2 separate regions of the Homo sapiens genome follow, and region 2 is linked to region 1. A link is a contact called in ENCODE Hi-C or POLR2A ChIA-PET data. All regions are on one chromosome and are shown on one strand. The core of a region is the stretch at or near the end of the contact, and the rest is flanking DNA. Distances in the headings are between cores, read along the strand shown. Region 1 overlaps LINC00299 (long intergenic non-protein coding RNA 299). Region 2 has its middle 110 kb from the start of LINC01814.

Region 1 (4,670 bases), core at 763-3,262:
TTAAAAGGTAATGTGTGCACAGAGTGAAGCTGCATCCAGCTCACTTTGTCCACCTTCCCCAAGCTTCCCATCATTCTCCTTCCAATTCTGAACAGAAAGCAGGCAAGGAGCAGAGTTGAGATGTGGAACCAGCATGCCTTTCCCTCAGGCGGCCTTTGTTCCAAATACATCGTATAAGATTTGAGCAAAGCAAATATGTTTTCATGCCATGCTTGCAATTTACCTGATTTTTCATAGTAGAGAAGGTATATTAAGGGGCCTCTCTGAGGCTGTTGCTGCGCAGGTTTCTTGCTCTGTCATTTCAGGACAGCTGTTCTCATCGTTTCATGGAGACTGGATGTGTCTAGGCCCCAAACCCAAGCTTCCTCTAAGAATACTGCCAGTGTTTGCAGACAGCCTCCTCCAAGGCTGGGAAACAAAAGACAAGGAAGTGATATGAAACCACCTCTGTTACAATGATGTCCGTGCCTCTGAAATGCGTCCACGCAGAGGATCGCGCAGAGGCAGAAGGAGGCTTGGGGGGTGTGAAGGAAGAATGCAGGATGAGGACACTACATGGAGCCTGGAAAACTGACTCTGCTCAGGGCAGTCGCAGGGGGTGGCTTCAGACACAGGTTCTCCCTGGTGAGCTCAGTGTGCGCTTAAAACAGCAAAGCAGAAGGCCCGGAGCCATGGAGAAGAGATATTGGACAAGACAAAGAAAACAAACTAACAGGCAAAAACTTCAATCCTGCTCTGTCGAATCTGAGGCTATATACATGGAGGCTGGAAAAGGGAGCAGAGGAGCTCACAGTGAGAAGGGAACCAATGTTTATTCCAGCTTTGGTGCCTCCCTAACTTCGTGTGTTATGCGCCAGACATGGTAGATAGACAGATAGATATACAGTCAGACAGATGGACAGATAGTTAGATAAAAAGAAAGATAGATAGATGCAAGATTTATAGATAAATCTTATTTAACTTCTATTTAACAAACTTGGAAGGTGAGTATTAGCCCCAATTTACAGATAAAAAAACAGAAATGCAGGAGGTTGAACAGAAGAGCCCAGGAAATAGAGTGATTCCATGGTGTGCTGGGTTGAAGGGCTGCCTGAGCCATTTAGACGCGGGCTGGGTCATGTGGGTGTGTCCTTATCTACCCAGTGCTGTGGGAGGAGCATCTTTCCCTCCCCTGCGAATCCCTGCCAAGCTTCCAAGACCCCTCTCCAAAGCAGCTCCAGGCTTCCTCCAGTCCCCACTACCAACTAGAAAGAAATGCCCACACCCGCTACACGCTGAAGCAAACTTCTGAATTGTCTGGGCCTTCTGAACCTTCTGGAACTCTGGCTTGCCCACAAGGCTATCTCTCCCTGACCTACACGCAGCTGCAGGGCAGCACTTGCTCTGCGCTGAACACACATGGAGCTCTCTGGAAGCATGGACGGAATCCTCTTCCCAACATACCATTCTTCCACGTGACATGGAACAACAAGAAAATGATATAAAGCAAATCCGGGCCCACATCGCAAGATCCCAAAAGGCAGGAGGAACAGGTTGTCATTTCTTCCGAGAGTTCCCCTGTTTCAGTTTTCCCCACGCCTCTCCCAGCAGTGGAGGGCTTGTTTCCTTGTTCCTGAATCCCTGCTTTCTGAATCTATGTGAGTTCACCTGGGCACTGGAAGGAATGAAAGAAAACAGAGTCCCTGCCTGATTCAGGGAAATCTGGAAATTTCTTTTATTGATAACAAGCATAAGAACGACATCATTTGGCTGTGTTTGTACTGCTTGAAAACATTTTGCTCAGATTAGCTGTAAAAATTTCAACACCAACTGCATCGTCTATCAGAGATAGGGAAGATAAGGCGGCTCTCAAATCAGCCAGCCTTTGAGAGTTGGAAAGAACTTTGATTAAACAAAGGGAATGTCACAATGTTTCCTGAGCCACAGACTGAAATCCCATTGTCCGGTGAAAAAACGCATTCAGCACAGCCCTGCTCTTTGCCTTCAGACGTGCCTTTCCCTGTGAAGCACATTCTGACCGTGAACCTAACGAGAAATCCACAACTGTGACTAATTGTTTTCAGTCCTCATTGATTGTCAAGACTCCTGACAAAATTCTCAGAAATAGAAACTAAAATTGCTGCATATGCAAGACTTTCTCAGTGTGTCTGAGAATGCTCCCAATACAAGCCCCCTTTCTCATCTGGCTAGAGAGCTCCTCGGGGAGCAGGCACACTGCACAGAGCCCCAGAATAACCACAACGACAATTTCCTCCAGGATTAAACATTTCCTTGGTCAAGGCCAGAGGTAAATCTATGCCCCTGTGAGTGCACATAGAGGAAAACTGGAACCAACCAGGTAAAACTGGTTTTGTGAATGAATATGATTCACTGGTCCAGCTGTAAAATGAATCTCACAATGTGATTACACCATTCCAAAACAGCTGAGACCATTAAAGTTCAAACTGGCAGACTTCTACTTCTTACTGAGGGAAGAGGAGAGAGCCAAGTTTTAAACAATTACAGTTTGTCACTATAAAAGGCATGCAGGTTGCAGTGAGAGAGTGTGTGTGTTTTCAGGTAGAAGAGCCTCCCTTTGTTGCCTTCAAAAGTTCTCTATGCTTTTTAAAAGCTCATCACAGGAAGGCAGGATTGGACACCACATGGAAATCAGAATCCTCCTTCACTGATCAACGGAAAATATCACCCTATTCCGAAGTTCAATGTAAGAACACTTTCTAAGAGACGCTCAGATTCGACGTTAGGACTCCCGAACATTGTGTAAACTTTTGAATATTCAACAAACCCTTGGTTTCAGTTATGAAAGCAGTCAGGATTCCAGATTGTCAGTTGTTGGTGGTCAGTAGTGAAAAAGAAAAAAGATCTACATATACATATATAAGTGTGTGTATAGATAGATACATACTTAACTACCTATCTATCTATACACACAGTCACTAGTTAGTGACTTAACTAGATAGATATATAGTTAAGTATGTATGTATCTACACACACACAGTCATACTTAAACTCAGAGATAATCTATTTTAATAATAGTACTTTCCTTTTTCTATGAACGTGTTCATAAAGAGGAGGAATGCCAAAGAGGCTGAATCCCAACACTGATCCTTGCATGCCAGAGAGAAGGGCAAGGTACATTTATAGGAGATTTCCATTCCTGCTGCCTGGAATTCAACTAGAACATTTCATCATTATCTGAGAATTTTCATGTATGGGCCAGACACTGGGTTTGCGAAAAAATACGTGCTGAAAATGCATACTTGGAATTCTATGAGGATATCTGTGAATCACAAGTTTCACTAAAACACTTAGTCCTACAAATCATGTCTTCAGGGCATTCATTCCCCCTGCCCTGGTCGTGGATGGAAGGGTCTACCCAGGCATTGAGCAATGGGATGCTTCTGGCTGACACTGCTCAGGGGGACCTTCAGCTGCCTGAAGGGAGCCTCCTCACCTCAGAGCCCACCCAGGTCTATCCGTGAGAGGCACTGGGCAAGGGGCTGTGGGTGGAGAGGGGGTGCCTGGAAGGTAGATGGGGAGAGGAGAGTGGGTGGGAATCCACTGCTCCTCGCCATCCCTGGCGTAGCTATATTATTTATTTATTTTGTATAACAGGCTTTCCAATGGCAGGCCTTTTTTAGAAAAAAGAATTTCACGGTGTAACCAGGGTGAATTTTGGAATCTGCTGGGCTGGGTGGTTTTGTAAGCATTCGAGCTTAAATCCGTTACTGATTCATTTTAGTGTTGCCTCTAGGTATTCTGCCTTCTGCTTTTCTTAAAGCATCTTAAAAAAAAAAAAAAAAAGGCCCTTCTAACTATGATAGTCACCAAGAATGAGATTTTCAAAAGCACCTTAATGTCCTTTGATGTGCAAAGGCGGGTTAGGTGTTGAGAGCTGTCTTGCAGGACAATTCCTGCTGTGGCCATAACCTATTTTAGAACCCACTGACCTATGTCCAAAGAAGAGTAGAGGATGCATTTATTGCTGGATCTTCTTTCCTATCTGCACTTGCCAAAAATTTCAAGAATGTATCATTCTGTAATCACCAAGTTTCATCATTTTCTCTCCAGACTTTTGTACCTTCTTAGTGGTCATTTTGACAAACCTTACACAGATAAAATTATGCCACAGCTTATGAAATATATTATCTCATTCAATCTTCCATCTTATAAAAGGAAGTATCAACTATGTGGATCATTTCTCCTCCAAAATTATCACCTTAAGTATGAAAAAATTAAAAAAAGAGAAAATAAAAATTGGAACAGAATCAGACTTATTTTCTGTTATAAACTGTTGTTACTAACAGGCTGCCCAGGCACTGCTCCAACCCGGTGAGAGGCTCTCTGATGAAGTAGCGTTTCTAAGTGGCATGGACAGGCAAGACCACGTGCACAGATACCCCTCCGTGATTTCAGTCACCACCTTGCTTTTGTTGGACATACATCCAATCTGATGCTTGTTTTGTTTAATATCAGTTTTTAACATCAGACTTTGTAAAAGGTACAACAAGAAATAATGCAAATTCAGAATTTCTCCTTCCATAGATTGTCATCTATCCTCCCTCACTGATCCAGGAACAGAGTTACAAGCTACCATTATTTCCCTTTAAGAAGCTAAGTAGCTGAGCCACCAGACATTCACAGCCCTGTTTTCAGAAGTTCTCCCTCCC
Region 2 (5,129 bases), core at 1,956-4,455, 360 kb after region 1:
GTGGACACCCTGCTATACAGTGATTAGCTCTGTGATCTTGAAGAGGTCATTTCAATTCTTGGCCCTTTGTTTCCTCATCTGTAAAATAGGGTTGACAACGTCCACCTTACAAAGGTTTCATAAGAATTAAAGGAGAGGGCTGGGCACAGTTGCTGACACCTGTAATCCCAGCACTTTGGGAGGCCAAATAGGGCAGATCACTTGAGGTCAGGAGTTCTAGACCAGCCTGGCCAACTTGGTGAAACCCAGTCTTTACTGAAAATATAGAAATTAGCTGGCCGTAGTGGTGCATGCCTGTAATCCCAGCTACTCGGGAGGCTGAGGTAAGAGAATCGCTTGAACCTGGGAGGCGGAGGGTGCAGTGAGCCAAGATTGTGCCACTGCACTCCAGCCTGGGTGACAGAGCAAGACTCTGTCTCAAAAAAAAAAAAAAAAAAAAAAAAGAGAGAGAATCAAAGAAGGGGATGTGGGAAAAGCCTTTGGCCCATAGTAGGTCTTCAACAGAAGGGAGCACACTTTGGTGAGAGCCTGAAAGGTTAGCGACCTATAGCTAGGCTTCTAAACAGAAACCCCAAGAATGGGATTCCCCATGGCAGCCAGGAACCCCTGCAGCCTGCAAGGTGTGTATATGGCCCAATGGGCCCACCATGGAAAAGAGCACCACCCCCTGCCCTAATTAGCCTCAGGCGCTGAGGGCCCTTAAAGAATTGTGAGAGATCTCTGATGCACAAATTAGATGCATTTGCCAAAGGAAGTTACAATGTTTAGCTTTCCTTCTACTTCCAGAATCAAGTGCTCCAAATAAACACTTCCAAAAGTGCAGGCCTAATGGCTGCATTAGGTGCTAACAAATCGTTAAAAGGTGGATGATTTTTTCTCGTGGTTTCTCACCCAACTCCCCCCAGCAGGCTTCCTCAAATGATTGATGGTCTCCATGGCAACCGTGGAAGTCCTGCTCACCTGAATTCCCCAACCCCGTCACTCAACCAGTTTGCAGGACAGTCGGGACTGCACTGAGCCCTCCGGGATCCCTGAACAAAGGTTATTTTGAAATAGCTTACGTGGCCAGGAGGTGAGTACTTTGTTCCTGAAACCAGGTGCTGAGATGACAAATACTTCCCCTTAACGGTTGGGGCTTCATCAGACAGGGGACCGTAGGTCTGATGTACATTAGAATAATCAGATGAATTGAAACAAGGAAGAGCATCAACCAGGCTATAGGCCTGTGAGCAATTTCTGTAGAAATGTAAGCCAAAGAAGTGATGTTAGGCTCCACAAGTAGCCATTGTTTGTAACATTTCTGCAATAGCACCACCTGAAAAAGCAGCCACTTATTGTCAGGGCTCTTAAAAAAAAAATAAATACTTCCCTAAAATCAGCGCAGCACACGTCAGTATAACGGCTGTCACCTGCTAGCTGTTTGGACCGTGCTAAAACCTTTTTCCATATTCAAAAAGGTTGTTTCAACTACATTTAAGCAGGAAAAATCAATGAGGGAAAATCACAAACTGGATCCGGCTACAAGGAGCTCAGAGAGGAGAAAATCAGGCTTTCCCAGCCTGCAGAGCTCCCTGCCAGACAAATGACAATGACAGGGACTGAAATTAAAAGAGAAGGGACACAACGCCCTTTCCACTTAACTCCAAGGGCAAGCTCTTTTGGTTTGCAGCTACATTTGCCAACCCCTCACCTAGGATTCTCCCGAGAGATATAGGAGACATTTCCAGACTCTCAAAGGAGCCCATAAAATTGCTTTAGAAATGGGACTAACCTTTTGCAAGGTGAGAAGTCTGCCTTCATTACATATCTTAGGAAAAAAAAATAACTATGAGAAGCAAGACTCGAAATCTACCACAAGAAAACACCAACAACAAACGGAATTAATAACTCTGAACACCAAAGAATGTACCTGCTCTTTCATTCAACCAGCTTTTATTAAACTATTACCTACCAGACACTGTGGGAGTTACTGGGATGTTGGGGTGTATAATTCTGGATCTGTGCCCTGGAGGAGCTTGTATGGGAAAGACAGACACTAAACAAACAGTTGCGACACCGTGGACTAGCCCTGTGCCAACAGCAGGAATGAGGTGATATGGGAGCCAATTCACCCACTTGGAGGCTCAAGAACAGGGGGATTTTGCCAGATGCAGCAGGGTGATGATAGGATTAGACAGGATGATAATGGAAGTCCAGAAATGTGAGTTACAGCCTGTAATCCCAGCACTTTGGGAGGCCGAGGCGGGTGGATCATGAGGTCAGGAGATCGAGACCATCCTGGCTAACAAGGTGAAACCCCGTCTCTACTAAAAATACAAAAAATTAGCCGGGCGCGGTGGCGGGCGCCTGTAGTCCCAGCTACTCGGGAGGCTGAGGCAGGAGAATGGCGTGAACCCGGGAAGCGGAGCTTGCAGTGAGCCGAGATTGCGCCACTGCAGTCCGCAGTCCGGCCTGGGCAACAGAGCGAGACTCCGTCTCAAAAAAAAAAAAAAAAAAAAAAAAGAAATGTGAGTTACAGCCACACCTTAAGGCACACCTCTCACTTCCTTAGTGCCCTATGAGAATGCCTGGCCCCTACGGCTGCAGAGCAGTACAAAGGTTAACGAGATGTGGGAAACCACTCAGAATTTTTATGCTAAAGTCATTACATTTGAGAGCGATTTCATATTGGCTGGACTTTGGTCTCAGTCAATATGATTTCATCTGGCACCATTTATGTTACCAACTTAAACTGGCTGCTATTTCCCCAAAAAAGTATTTCCCTAAAAATCTTCACATATATGTCTGCCTTTTCATCAATTAAGGAGTATTTACTGCACACCTCCATGTGTTCATATCCTATTTGACATCTATAAATGAATCTTAAAAAGTGCAACTAAGCAAGCGTGTATCAGTGGCATCCATCTTCTGGTTTTCCTTTTCATTTTGATTGGTTTGCTATTCAATATGTACGTGCAATTTTTTTCTTCAAGAAAGGATTCAGCCTATCACACTTGTCTGTGTTTTTGGTTTCTGTGGAAAGAGCCTAACATGCAGTGGACACCAGGATAATGGCATTTGGCAACAGAGGTCAATGCTACCTGTGGGGACTGGGGTTTCACTATCCCCAGGAAATGGACCTACATGTTAACAAGGAAAGTTTGCCATTTACCGGGCTTCTGATGGTAACAGATTTGAGAGAACTAGCTGGTGAGTGGCACCAACAAGAAGTCAGCGATCCATCCGGGGTGGCCCAGGCTCAGCCACACAAGAGAAACTGCACTGTCCTCTGCACCCACGTCTGACATTGGTCCTCCCGTGAAGCTTCATGGGGGTGAGGACCAATGCTCCAGGGAACTCCTCCAACACACAGGATCGGGCCCTCCCCCTCCTCATCTGAGTTATATCTGGGCTCTCTTTTTCTTTAAGGGGACAAAGGAGAAAGAATGCCAAGCTTACTGGTGCATTAAATGATTGAGAAATGTTTGCCATTTAAAGCTGTTTCACTTCCTGCCTGATACCACAAAGAAGCTTTTTAATGAAGTTAGCCTTTGCCTTTCTCAATGCCACTATGCGCCTGGCTTGTTTTGCCCACTTTCTGTTTTCAAAGCTAGGTATGATCAGGAAACACGTGGTTTCTATTGTTTCAAACAAGTAAATTTCAATTCAGTCAATTTAGGGGAAAAAGTCAGGGGGCGTCCAAAGGACAGGGTAGAGGGGCGGAGCATACGAGGATGGCCGAGGGGGCACAGACAGCAGGCAGCGGGGTCCAGGTCTTCACCCTGCTCTGAAGGGGCCTGGCTGCCCTAAGTCAGCCCAGGCTCCCACGGGAAGCTGAGCCCTCAGGCTTGGGGGGTACTATGGGCTCCCAGAGTAGGGCCCCCCTCATTCCACACGTGCCCTTGCTGACTAAACCCTAAGCCCCAGGGTTGGCACATGACTTTCCACAGCTACAGCCAAAAAGACAAACACCACAAATTGCTTCGTGACCCCTTGTCAAGAGTGCTCCCAAAATGAGAAAATCTATACCACAAGAGTCCTACCACTGGGACACAGCCAACTTCAGGACCAGCACGAAAGCCCTGGCCAAACCATCCTGCTGCTACTAAAGTATGAGTTGTCCATATGACTGACAGAATCTCTGGTTTAAAGTAACTGTGGCTACTGCTTCTTCAGTGCTTATGGGCATGTCGGGTACTTAGCACTTGGTGTACGCCTATTCATTTAATCTTCCCAGCATCTTGCAAGACAGGTGTCGCTATCTCTTTTTACAGATGAGGAAACAGAGACAGAAAGAAGCTAAGGAATTCCAAGGTATCTGGGTCAGCTGCTGATGCAGCCCTACCCAAGGTGTGAGAATGTAAGTCCATGCTCTGTATTACCAAGTACAGTGTTCCAGGGTTTTCTGTTCTGCCCCCACCTCCACCCCCAGCCAATACCTATGTTTGAAAAAGGCCCGTTTCTAGCAGCGTGTTCATATTTATTCATTAAGTACTTATGAAGGGTCCACTGTTGGTCAGGTCCTGGAGATAAAGAGATGAATATCATGGTATCTGTCTTCTACACGTGTACTCTCCAGTACCCTCCACGATGGTGCCACTAGCCACATGTGTCTATTGATTGCTCAAAATTTGACTAATATGAATTGAAATACGTAAAGTGTAAAATACACACCAGGCTTCAAAATCTTCTTATGAAAAAAGTGTAAAATATCTTAATCATGTTTCTATTGAATCTTATTGAATCTATGTTAAAATTATATTTTAATATATGGATTAACTAAAATCATTTTTATTTCCATGCATTTCTTTTCCTTTTTAAAACGTGGCTGCTAGATAGTTTGAAGTGACCTACGTGGCTCACGTTCCATTTTTATCGGATTGCACTGCGCTAGAGGCACATGTCTGGAGAGGAGGAGACGTGAACAGAGCTGTCCCCATGGCCCAGGCAGGCAAGGAAAGCAAAGGAAGCATGAAGGGAGGCCAGAGGAAAGCAAGGGAAATGCCACGCCTGCCTTACGAGCTCCGACAGGGAAGTCGAGCCCTCTTATCAGTGGTCTAGTTGACTGGAGAGATAATCTACCACGCTCGCCAGCCTGTTCTGGAGAGACTCAATGACAACCCTATCACGTTAGAGGACCTGGCTCAGCA

The links. Hi-C counts contacts between places; a loop is a spot of excess contacts on that map. ChIA-PET counts read pairs that join two places held with the same protein, here RNA polymerase II (POLR2A). Pooled maps may share reads with other maps.
Region 2: a loop to region 1 is called in a pooled map, with 2.3 times the contacts of the local background. The contact joins two enhancer-like sites. A Hi-C loop is called at or near these places in 1 of 168 maps with a recorded cell type or tissue (Calu3) and 4 of 50 pooled maps. POLR2A ChIA-PET finds 5 or more read pairs at or near these places in 1 of 52 experiments (CD4-positive, alpha-beta T cell).

Annotation. Positions count from the first base shown.
Region 1 is chr2:8,117,984-8,122,653 of GRCh38, forward strand. The region is part of intron 7 of LINC00299 (long intergenic non-protein coding RNA 299); the gene reads right to left. Among named protein-coding and RNA genes, the nearest start is that of LINC00298, 140 kb to the left of the region's middle. Within about 2 kb of position 2,013, at least 9 of the 41 ENCODE cell types and tissues checked have a DNase peak (open chromatin) inside an H3K27ac peak, as active enhancers do.
Region 2 is chr2:8,474,471-8,479,599 of GRCh38, forward strand. No RefSeq gene overlaps it. Among named protein-coding and RNA genes, the nearest start is that of LINC01814, 110 kb to the right of the region's middle. RefSeq lists an enhancer at 988-1,157. Within about 2 kb of position 3,206, at least 12 of the 41 ENCODE cell types and tissues checked have a DNase peak (open chromatin) inside an H3K27ac peak, as active enhancers do.